2 separate regions of the Homo sapiens genome follow, and region 2 is linked to region 1. Evidence: chromatin contacts called from ENCODE Hi-C or POLR2A ChIA-PET data. All regions are on one chromosome and are shown on one strand. The core of a region is the stretch at or near the end of the contact, and the rest is flanking DNA. Distances in the headings are between cores, read along the strand shown.

Region 1 (5,737 bases), core at 209-2,708:
GAACATCTGATTCAGCCTATACAAAAAAAAATTTTTTTAATCAAATTCTGAACATGTAGTAGCAACAAAACTTACTTTTTTCAAATCAAAGAAATAATATCTTATGCAGATAATGTGTTCTACTTTAATGCAGTAATACCATCCTCATCCAGGTCAAAATTTGTACCAACGATTTAAACTGAGCTACAAACTTCAACATAAATGAAAAATATTTCTGAGGTCTAAGGATTTTTTAAAACCAGTAAGTAGTCCATAAGAAAGATACAGCATCATCCTCCAGACCTCACTCATCAACTATCCGTAGGGCAAGGCAGATGAAAGACAGCAAGAACACAAAGAAAGTAGGCAAAGAAATGTCTGACCTCAAAGAAAGAAGAGGTCCATACAACTAAAAGCACAGTAGAATAACTACAAAAGTAAAGCAGTATTAGAGCAAACGCACCCTGGTGTAAAATCCAATAAAATACAACTACTGTCCCTTGATCGCATTGCTAAAAGAACTCAAAATGCTGTTTCAAGACTATATCCCCATTCTGCAGATAGTGAAACTACGCCAGGTAACTCTTGCTTGTACAGTGTCCGTCGTGACTGTGAAAAGGGGAACGCACTCGCTTCTCACATGCTAGGCAGGGTGTTAGGACACTGCGTGAAGGGGAATCCTGGTCTGGCTACAGGAGGCTTTTTGTTTCAGTGCTTGTACAACTTTCATAACTGGAGAGTAGTCCGCAACCATCTATTACTCCAAGAGACTGAGTCAGAAACCTGCTGTCTCCTCACATGACTTTCAAACACTGCGAGCGAGTGGCGACACTGCGAGCGAGTGGCGACACTGCGAGCGAGTGGCGGTACCGCGAGGAGGCCGCCCAAGCCCTGGGCTGGCGCGGATATCTGTGGTTCCGAAACGCTGCGGCAGCTTCTGTCAGTCCTGGGACTTCTGCGGGCGGTTGGCAAGGTCGGCCCTGCTCGCCCAGGCTACGGCCTCGCGGACCCCAGGTCACGCCTCCTTTGAGGAGTACTAGAGCCTCCGTCCTCCCCCACGCTGTTTCCCCATCTGCACTCAGTAAGTCAGACCAACCGGCCCTTGGCGCCCCTCCAACTCTACCATCGAACTGTCTGGGCTAGCGGCCACTCAGCCGCCCACCCGACCCACCCGACCCACCCGACTTAGACGGTCCTCGCCGTCAGGAGCACTCTGAGGGGTCCGGCCCGCGGCGCCCCGCACTCACCCGGCTGACGTTTCACCGCCATCACTGACACTAGATAGTGCGCGATGTCAAAAAAGGGAAACATGGACGTGCGGGAGAAGGCCAGAGCCAACTCGTCCCATGGAGAATCCATAACGACCACCGACCGCGGCAACCGAAGCAGCCGCGGCTACTGGTTCCCCGCGCTCGCGCGGTGAGGAGTAGGAGAGGGCACAGCCGCGGCCGCCCGCTCCTCCGCGCCGGCTCCAGCTCCGCGCGTGCGCCCTGGCGCCGAGGGGGCGGGGCCGCGCTTCGCGGGAGCCGCAGGCTCACCGGCGCTAGGCGGGTGGGCGGGGCGAGCGGGTTCCCCGCGGCTCCAGCCGGCTCTTGCCTCGGTTCTCCTAGTAAGGGTCCAGCGTCTTCTTGGTCCTGGGCGCAGTGCAGGACCTGGAGAGCGTGCAGATGAACAAAACACGGTCCTCAAGGGGAGACGCTCAGAGTTGGATTTATTTCTGTAAATTGATGTCATTCACCTAACATTTATCGAGCAACCACAGTGCAAGTCACACTGTGACTTACTGGAGATATAAAAATAAAACAATAATATCCTGACCTCAAGAACTATGCGTTCCCTGAAAGAGATTTTTTATAAAAAGAGAAAAAACGCACATAATGGTACAAAAGCAGGTACTGAGAAGTATAGCTGCCGTGCGAGAGCAGTTCGAAACGAAGATTACAATTCTGGGAAGTGAGTAAAGTGACATGTGAGCTGGACTTTAAAAGTTAAGTGAGAAACACAAGCTAGGTGGGAGATGGAGGGAGGTGTTTTGGGTTGACTACAAAGTGAGAAATGAGGTTGGGAAAAGTCCTCGAATGGCAGACAAAGCCAGGCAGTTTGGCTCCAGAGGTTAAATTCTTGATCAATCACTATGTTAAGCTCAGAGCCAGAATCTCTTCTCCTAATCTCTACGCTAACTGGGTTGTTTGGTGGAAGGTGAGGGAGTAGAGGTGCAACGAAGCAACAAGATTAAGAATAGATTGATGAGAAGCGACTGACAACGGAAAATCAGAGGGTATTCACTGGTCCAAGCAAAAGGTAGTGGAGGCTGTGGCAGCAGAAATTGAGACCAATTGTGGGAAACATGGGTAGAAGCAGAATATCGTCAGTGAGTGTCAGTCTGTACAGGCGGGAAAGGAAGCATTTGTCAAATAAAATGAGGAACGGGTGAGTAGGAGGATTGTGGTTGCATTCTGATAAATAGGAAACAAGAAGGAATAGGTTTGGGTAAGAAAAAAAACTAGCTTGGCACACTTATTTGATGTGTGAACAGATTATGCTGGCACCAGGAAATTGGAGAAACGTGATTAGCTGCTAGGTAGGTGACAGCTTCACGGGTGTATGCACTGCAAAAGGAGAATTTTTTTTATCTGAATATGTATTCATTAATTTTAATTCATTTAACAAAATGTTTTTTGCGTGCCTACTATGTAACCAGCATTTTGCTGGATGTCAGAAATACTGCCCTAAACACTAAGTGTTTAAAACGTAGGAAAATTGTAGTAAATCTCTACACTTCATTACTTATCAAGAAAGAATAGACTTGTTCAAATACTTTTCACGTGTGGTTTTCTAAGCAAGCACTTCCCGTAGAGAAAAGTCTTTAGACCTGTAGCACACTTTCTAGCAAAACTAAGGGGAAAAAAACCACCTGTGAATATTTATACTTTCCTGTTTAAGTCTGTTCTTTCCATACTTTTTACACATTCGCTTATTTTTGGAATTTTAGTTTTGCGAATTTAGGCTCAGAGTTTGGATATTACTTCTTTTTTTTCTTTTCTTGTTTTTTTTTTTTTTTTTTTTTTTTTTTTTTGATATGTAATCTTGCTCTGTTGCCAGACGAGTGCAGTGGCGCGATCTCGGCTCACTGCAACCCCCAACTCGCTGATTCAAGCGATTCTCCTGCCTCAGCCTCCCGAGTAGCTGGGATTAAAGGCACGTGCCACCACGTTTTTTTTGTATTTTTAGTACAGACGGGGTTTCACCATGTTGGCCAGGATGGTTTGGAACTCCTGACCTCATGATCCGCCCGCCTTGGCCTCCCAAAGTGCTGGGATTACAGGCGTGAGCCACTCACACCCAGCCTGGATATTATTTCTTTAAATATTTTACATTTTAACAGTCTTAAATTTTGCAAAATATATGGTTAGTCTTTGGACTTAAAAAAATATATGATGTAATCTTTAAGACACTACTGAATTGTGTGTCTATACCAGTATTATTCTGGGGTACCATTAAATCCATTATTAACATCAATAAGGCAAAATGAATAACATCAGAGGTTTTTTTAAGGAAGTAAATCAAGCACTTTACTTGCTTAAACAGAATAATTCCAATAGAAAGGAATTAATTATCTCAGACTCTAAAGATAATTTGAAAATTGTTGCATTTCAAAACAGTAAGAATAAGCTTGGTCCTATCTGCCTAGAGCCTAAAGAAATTTCCTTATAAAGGTCTAGGGGAAATTAAATCCTAATCTCACAAAAAAGGCAAGTTCCATCTACATTTTAAATGCGCTCACCGTATTTGCTTCTGGTCAGTGGTTGAGTTATTTAGTCTATTAAAATGAGCATTGTAGGAGGAAATGGAGGATGGAAAGACCCCTTTCCTTCTTACCTTTAAATTACCATGCTATTGAACTTTTTAAAGTACCTTAGAGTCCACAATTAGGAAGTTTTACATTAAATGGACCAATTGCATTTTAATTACCAATTACCTTTAAATTGGTGAGAAGGAAAGGCAAGATTTGGGAGAATTACATGTGAAGATTCAAAGTTTTCCTGACTTTTGGAAGCAGTATACAAAATTACATAATTATTGGTGATAAAATGAATCCAATTTACAAAGTATAGCTTATTCATTAGGAAGCCAAACTGGTCTAATTGTATTAATATCCAAAAATGAGTTCTGTGGGGTGTTTTTTCGTTTTGTTTTGTTTGTTTGTTTGTTTGTTTACTTGAGACTGAGTTTCGCTCTTGTTGCCCAGGCTGGAGTGCAGTGGCACAATCATGGCTCACTGCAACCTCTACCTCCCAGGTTCAAGCAATTCTCCTGCCTCAGCCTCCCGAGTAGCTGGGATTACAGGTGCCTGCCACCACACCCAGCTAATTTTTTGTATTTTTAGTAGAGACGGGTTTTTACCATGTTGGCCAGGCTAGCCAGGCTGGTCGAACTCCTGAACTCAGGTGATCCACCTGCTCAGCCTCCCAAAGTGCTGGGATTACTGCGTAAGCCACCGCACCCGGCCTGAAGAAGAGTTTTGACTAAACCTGTTGGAGGCACTTTTTAGTTCAAAAATATGTGAATCTAATTTTTATAAACCAGGTTTTGCAGCACCAGCATGATTAACATTTGGGGCTAAACAATTCTTTGTCATGGTGGACTGTGCTTGCATTGTATGATGTTTAGCAGCATCACTGGTACTAGATGCCAGGACCATGCACACACGCACACACACACACACTCCACTTGCAACAACCAAAAATGTCTTGGCTTTGCCAAATGTCTTCTGGGGCAGGGGCAGGGGTTGGGGGACACAAGATCACCCCTGGTTCAGAACTACTGCTATAAATGAATAAATGCTTTCTTCAACAATATATGCCTCTATTAATACAAACAATATGGTCATGTCACTAATGTTCCTTATCTCTTTAATTCTAGAATAATTGTATAACCCTTCTTAGTTTCAGTTTACACATCCATCTTCCTGGGTCAAACTGACAATATCCTGAAACCCAGTATCATACACGCAATCCTAGCTGTTTCTTCCCTGCAATACTGCTTTCTACCCACTAAGTGGCATGCCTTTCACTTTGGGAAATCTATAATAATAACTTTTTATTTTATTTTTTTATTAATACATCATACTTGCACATATTTATGAGGTACATGTGATATTTTGATATGTGCACACAACGTGTTATAATCAAATCAAGGCATTTAGCCTATCCACCACCTCAAACATTTATCATTTCTTTGTGTTGGGAACATTTCAAATCATCTTTTTTGTTTTTCTCTCTTGAATCTTAAAGGTCTATCAATCAAATCATCTCATCTAGCCATTTTGAAATAAACAATATACTATCGTTAACTATAGTCACCCTACCACGCTATTGAACTTTTTAAGGTACCTTAGAGTCCCCGATTTGCAAGTTTCATATTAAAGGGACCAATTGCACTCCTAAACCTTAGTATCTTGGTCTGGCATTTTCATTCTAAAGTTGTTTTGATAAGCACTTGATAGCCACACTGTATCAAATGATAATGTATTAATATGTGACATTTAAGACAAAGTATATGTAATTTGAATTCAACCTTTTTTAATATTCAGGATTATCAAGGAGAATTAGCTAGAGAGCACCAATTGCCCTCAAAATACCCACTGAATTCAATCAGTACAATTAGATGCCAGTGCATGAGATTTAAGTGCAACCAATTCAAGTATACACTCAACTCTTTAGACTCAGCATGTATCTAATAATAGTGCCTTTGATAT
Region 2 (5,609 bases), core at 2,244-4,743, 580 kb after region 1:
AAACTCTGTCTCAAAAAAAAAAAAAAAAAAAAGTTAGAAGTTAAAATCTTGCCTGCAGGCCCCACAGGCAGTAGAATGGGGACTCCAACCCGGGCCTGTCTGACTCAAAGCCAGCCCGTGCTCCTCTACCTCTCCTGCCCTTCCTGGGTCAGGCTGGAGAGCCTGAGAACCACAGGGAAGAAGGGTTTCTTCAAGGTCTGGCACCACCCTGGCTGCATTTCTTCTTAGTCCTCAGACGCAATAGCTGGTCTGCGTGCAAGAGCCTTTTATCCTTCCTTCCACACAATCCTTTTAACTGAAACCAAGTGGCCAAAGCTTAACTGTAATTCTACAAAACTGGTGGTGAAAGGCCTGGCTGGGGCTCGGGCCACTCACCCCAAACGTGATGTGCATAGAGAGTGGGGCTGACATTGTTTAGCTCCCTGCCTAGCAGTGCCCAACCAAGCCTCCCAATCTAAATTGAGCCCTTAATCGTTTTCCTGGCATTTGCTCAGACAGGATTTTATTTTCTAGTAATAAAAGCTCCTACGTTGTAGGAAAAGAAACCAATCTGCCTTTTCTCCTGTTAGCTTTTGTGAATGCTTTGCCACCTGTCCTTTTCCCCCTTGTCCTTGTGCTTGGGGCAGAGCCACGTTGTTTTGTGCCCACTGTCAAGTTTTGAGGAGTTCTGAGTGGGCAGAGAAAAGCACTCACATTGACTGTGCCTCTTCGATCATTACTGGCAGCTTCCCATCTCGTGGATGGACAGGTTTCATCCTACAGGCTTGACTTCTGGGTCTGCAGGTGGTATGAGGAAGATAGTCCCAGGGAAGTAGGAGCAAGTGAGTCACCGAGGGCCTCCCGCATAAGCAGCTCTTGATGGCTGGTGTCTAGTTGCCTTGGTCTTCTGCTTAAGAATTTTCAGTGGCTCCCCAGTGCCTGCAGCATGAAGCACACACTTTCTAAAACAGTATTCAGACCACCCACCTCCTCAACCTCTTCTCTTTTTGTTGGTGAAAAAAATAAAAAAAATAAAATGAAATGCAGAATAGAAAGAGTAAAAATGAATCTCCAGAGTCTTCATCGCCAAAATCAATGCTAACATATTGACATATATCTTTCCAGATCTATGCATAAATATATATATATTTAAATTTGTGAGGCCTTTTCAGTTCTAACTTTCCTTTGTAGCTTTATCTTTTACAACTCCCACGGTACACTAAACATTATCTACACGTAATTCACCTGTGTATAGGCAAATGCGTAGAATGTGCCTATTCTGATTAAAGGAAATGTGAGATGTGTGTGTGGGTGGGTGTGTGTGTGGGGGGTGTGTGTGTGTGTATATAATCTATACCATGGAATACTACTCAGTCATAAAAAAGAATGAAATTTTCTTTTATAGCAGCATGGATGGAACTGGATGCCATTATCTTAAGTGAAATAACTCAGAAAGTCAAATACGCATGTTCCCACTTATGAGTGGGAGCTAAATTATGTAAATTATGTATATATATACAGACATGGACATAGAGAGTGAAATAATTAACATTGGAAACTCAGAAATGTGGGAGGGTGGTGAGAGATGAGAAATTACCTAATGGGTGTAATGTACACTATTTGGGTGATGGTTACACTAAAAGTCCAGTCTTCACCATTATGTAATATATTCATGTAACAAAGCTGCACTTGCACCCCCTAAATCTATAAAAATAAGTTTTTTACAAGAATTAGCCTATCCATATAGCATGCACTTTCAGATTTTTAAGAATTCACACCAGCTGTTCGCTCTCTCTGAAATGCCCTTTACACAATGCCTGCACATAGTAAGCTCTAACAAAACTCTAGCTGTTCCTTTTAATTTCTTTTCCTGCCTGGTGAGCTCCAACTTAACTATTTAAAACTCTGCTTAAATAGCTCTACATCTAGGAAATGCCCCTCTCTCCCCAAACCCTCACCTGTCTGCTCACCAGTTGGCTACTCACCACCCGTTTTGGGACCCGTGGATCCACTGCCCTCCCACCCTATCCTGTCCTAAGCCGGCTCTTCCAAGGCAGTCAGGGGTCATGTCTCTTTCACTCAGGCCCATGATTGACACTCAGTACAGGCTGGGAAAATGGACATCAGACTGTCAGAGGCAGCAGTTTGCTGGATGAAGCTAGTCCGAGGCATACTGCAGGGGCCCAGGGCACTGCTGGACAAGTCAGAGTGGCTGTGAGCTGGCATTTGTACAGAGATTCCAAACTGCTAAGGAGACCCCTGTTGTTGGCTGGGCTCCTCCCTGTCTGGCAAGAGCTAACCTTCCACCTCAGAAAGCATTATGGTGCCAGAGAGCTCTCTTGGCAGACCTTGGATGAATTATTTACTCTCTCCTTGTTGAGTGAATGCAGGCACATTTGAGGCTCCTCTAAAGATGCTTGATCCAGAATTCTAGCCTTAATGGTGGTGGGCTGCAGAGAAAGAGAAAATAAACCAATGTCCCCACCCTTGGCCAGACTTCCTGCCATATCTTTAGGGGGGGCATTTTGTTCTCTTTGACTCACCTTTGCCCACAGCTCCCTGCACTGTCCCCCAACTCCAACTCCACTTAAAAGGGACATTTTGGCCAGGAGCGATGGCTCATGCCTATAATCCCAGCACTTTGAGAGGCCAAGGTGGGCGGATCACTTGAGGTCAGGAGTTCTAGGCCAGCCTGGTCAACAGGGTGAAATCCCATCTCTATTAAAAATACAAAATCAGCTGGGTGTGGTGGCGCGTGCCTGTAATCACAGCTACTTAGGAGGCTGATGCAGGAGAATCACTTGAACCCGGGAGGTGGAGGCTGCAGTTAACCGAGATTGCACCACTGCACTCCAACCCCGGGCAGACAGAGCAAGACTCTGTCTCAAAAAATAAAAAATAAAAAAACAAACCGGACATTTCACGTTTTCTTGTTGGGGCACAATTTGTTGCTCCTCTCTCCTCCTTTACACCTCACCATGCAGCTCCTGTGTCATAATCTTACACATTCTTCTGTCTGCATTCCCTCAGCATTGGAAAACTCTGAGATGAGAACCAAGAGCAATGGTTTACTGGACACTGCAGCAGCTTTAAGCAGCATTTGTTGAAAAGCACACACTGGGTACTTTCCAATACCTCGGCTCACTTCTGGGTGGTCTTTGTTAAGAGAAGCGGCTTCTAGCCTTGCTGGGTAACACATCTTCCTTCTCAGGTTCCCTGAACAAATGAAGCAATTGAAGCAACTGGAAATAGCAGCTACTGGCGTGGGAACACACATGGCATCTAACACTCATCCTGACAGAAGAGTCATGTGGCCGAGTTTCTCCAGGCCTCACCCACCTGTGAGTGTCACTGTTGGGGTCATATTAGGGGCAATGGCCTGTCATTGCTGACCCTTGCCCCTGAGACTTTGTCCCCAGGAGCATTTTGCAGCCACTCACAAGTACTCCTGTTACACTTCCTCTCTCCCCCACATTGGCAATGTCTCCAGGTCACCTGACAACTCCAGGGGAAGGTGCAGCAAATGCCTTATATGCTGTATCTGCATGGAGAATGTGTTCCCCTGGTGAGGAAACTCTTCAGGTGATTAAATGGTGACAAATGCTCTGGAATTCTCCCTGTGCTGGGAAGACAGCATGTGCCTTCACCTCCACCTCCCTTTCTGCATTTTAGTTTGTCAGCAGGCCTGAAAGCGGCAGTGGTAACATCGCCCTTTGAAAACAGTGAGGAGCCCCTCTCTCTGCTGAGTTATTATTTTTTTATGTGTTTTTTTGAGACAGAGTCTCACTCTGTCACCCAGGCTGGAGTGCAATGGCGCGATCTTGGCTCACTGCAAACTCCACTTCTCAGGTTCAAGTGATTCTCCTGCCTCAGCCTCCCAAGTAGCTGGGATTACAGGCGAGTGCCACCATGCCCAGCTAATTTTTTTTTTTTTTTGTATTTTTAGTAGAGACGGGGTTTCGCCATGTTGGCCAAGCTAGTATCAAACTCTTGACCTCAGATGATCCACCCCCCTTGGCCTCCCAAAGTGCTGGGATTACGGGCATGAGCCACCACGCCCAGCCTCTTTGCTGAGTTCTGACTTCCGTCCACAGAGCCAGGTTAGGCATAGATATCTGAAGCTTCCCACATGCTGCCCAGCCGTCTTTGCGTCTTTTTCTGGCATGTGAGCCAAACCACTTCCTCATCCTCACACGGAGTGACACCCAGAAGCCCCACAGACCAGGTCATCAAACACACCCAGGCATGGCTGCAGCCCAGTGCAGACTCAAGTTGAGACACCATTAAAATAAATGTTTTTCTAGCTCTTTAAAGTTTACAAAACCCGTGCATATACATGACTTCCACTTAATCCTTGAAACAGCCCTTTGAAGTTTGGGTTGTCTTTATTCTCATTTTATAAGGAGTAAAACTGAAGTTCAGGAAGGTTAGAAAAGGCAGACATGACTATTTAGTAAGTGACAGAGCTAGGGATTTTCAGTCCTGTCATATGGAACCCTAGGTTCCCTGTGTGATAAGATTACAAACCTGAGACTTAGTTAAGGGAGACGTAGATCAAGTAGCAACAGCTGTGCCTTCAGACCTGTAGTTCAAGGCAGCTGGCATCACCCAGAGGCAATTAAACTCTCGGATAGAGTGATAATTAGAATTGGGCTATCCAGGCAAAAATAGCCATGGTCCCTTCTCAAGAAGTTTAGGAGACTTTTCTTTTCTTCTAGATGTTCCTCTTTTTCCCTCTGTGCTCCACAGCACTTGGATGGGACTTCTCACAGAGTTATTTCTGTGAATCTCCCATCGTGCTTGTTCTACTGTAGGACCCTTGAAGCCAGAGACTATGCTATGAACATAGGAGGTACTCAATAAATGTTAGTGGAATGAAGGGCTGTTTCTTAATGTCACTCCATTAGACCTCTAAGTAGGAAATTTAACTGTAGTCATTTCTTTCCCATGAGCACCTCCACCAGAGAGTGGGCATGCACGGTGCACAGTAAAGCAGAATAAGTCAACCCTATTGACTTCCTGCCTCAGTTTCCATGCCTTTATGTTGCCCAGCTGCTTCCCTTTGGGTCCACTGATGCATCTCACTTTCAGCTGCCACCCTCCCACCCCAGCTTCTGAGTCTGAACAAATTCAGGCAGGAAGTAGATTAACCACCTCAGTGCCTCTGGTGGGACTTGGTGCGCAGTCATCCACTGAAACTTGGAGGTTGTTAGTCCAGTAACATCCTCTGACAGTCATGTTTCCCCGAGTGATATCTGTCCTCTCTCTGGCTATTGTTGGCCCAACCCAGAGATCCAGCTTCTACCTGATCCCTAGCTCTCCCGCCCAGAGGCACGGTCCCCTTTTAGGACTGCACACTGCTCCTGAACTCAGCCTGGGAATGGGCCCTGGCATACTATGTGGCACTTGCCAGCCCTTTTCCCTGGGACAGAACCTGGATCTTATCCATTACTACCCATGGACAATGTGTCTACAAATAACCTCCTACCTGCCTGTCTGCTGGCCTGTGTGCCTGACTGGGGAGGGCAGACAAGATGCTTGGATTCCTCTCCATTTGCTCCACCCATTTGATTAGAGAGTTGCTTCAATCACGCCTGGGCTTCCTGTGTCCTTTGGCCATTGTGTCTCAC

Evidence for each region. A loop is a pair of places that touch in the nucleus more often than their neighbours do. ChIA-PET counts read pairs that join two places held with the same protein, here RNA polymerase II (POLR2A). Pooled maps may share reads with other maps.
Region 2: a pooled map shows a loop between it and region 1 (3-fold over the local background). The contact joins the enhancer-like site here to the promoter of TMEM38B in region 1. A Hi-C loop is called at or near these places in 1 of 168 maps with a recorded cell type or tissue (naive thymus-derived CD4-positive, alpha-beta T cell) and 7 of 50 pooled maps. POLR2A ChIA-PET finds 5 or more read pairs at or near these places in 1 of 52 experiments (CD4-positive, alpha-beta T cell).

What each region holds. Positions count from the first base shown.
Region 1 is chr9:105,690,262-105,695,998 of GRCh38, reverse strand. TMEM38B (transmembrane protein 38B) reads right to left here and starts at 1,458. Exons shown (of 6, transcript NM_018112.3): 1 at 1,227-1,458. The coding sequence starts at 1,338. RefSeq lists a silencer at 1,355-1,624.
Region 2 is chr9:105,114,040-105,119,648 of GRCh38, reverse strand. It overlaps LOC105376197 (a long non-coding RNA gene), which reads right to left. Exons shown (of 4, transcript XR_930205.3): 2 at 694-918. Among named protein-coding and RNA genes, the nearest start is that of CT70, 130 kb to the right of the region's middle. Within about 2 kb of position 3,493, at least 6 of the 41 ENCODE cell types and tissues checked have a DNase peak (open chromatin) inside an H3K27ac peak, as active enhancers do.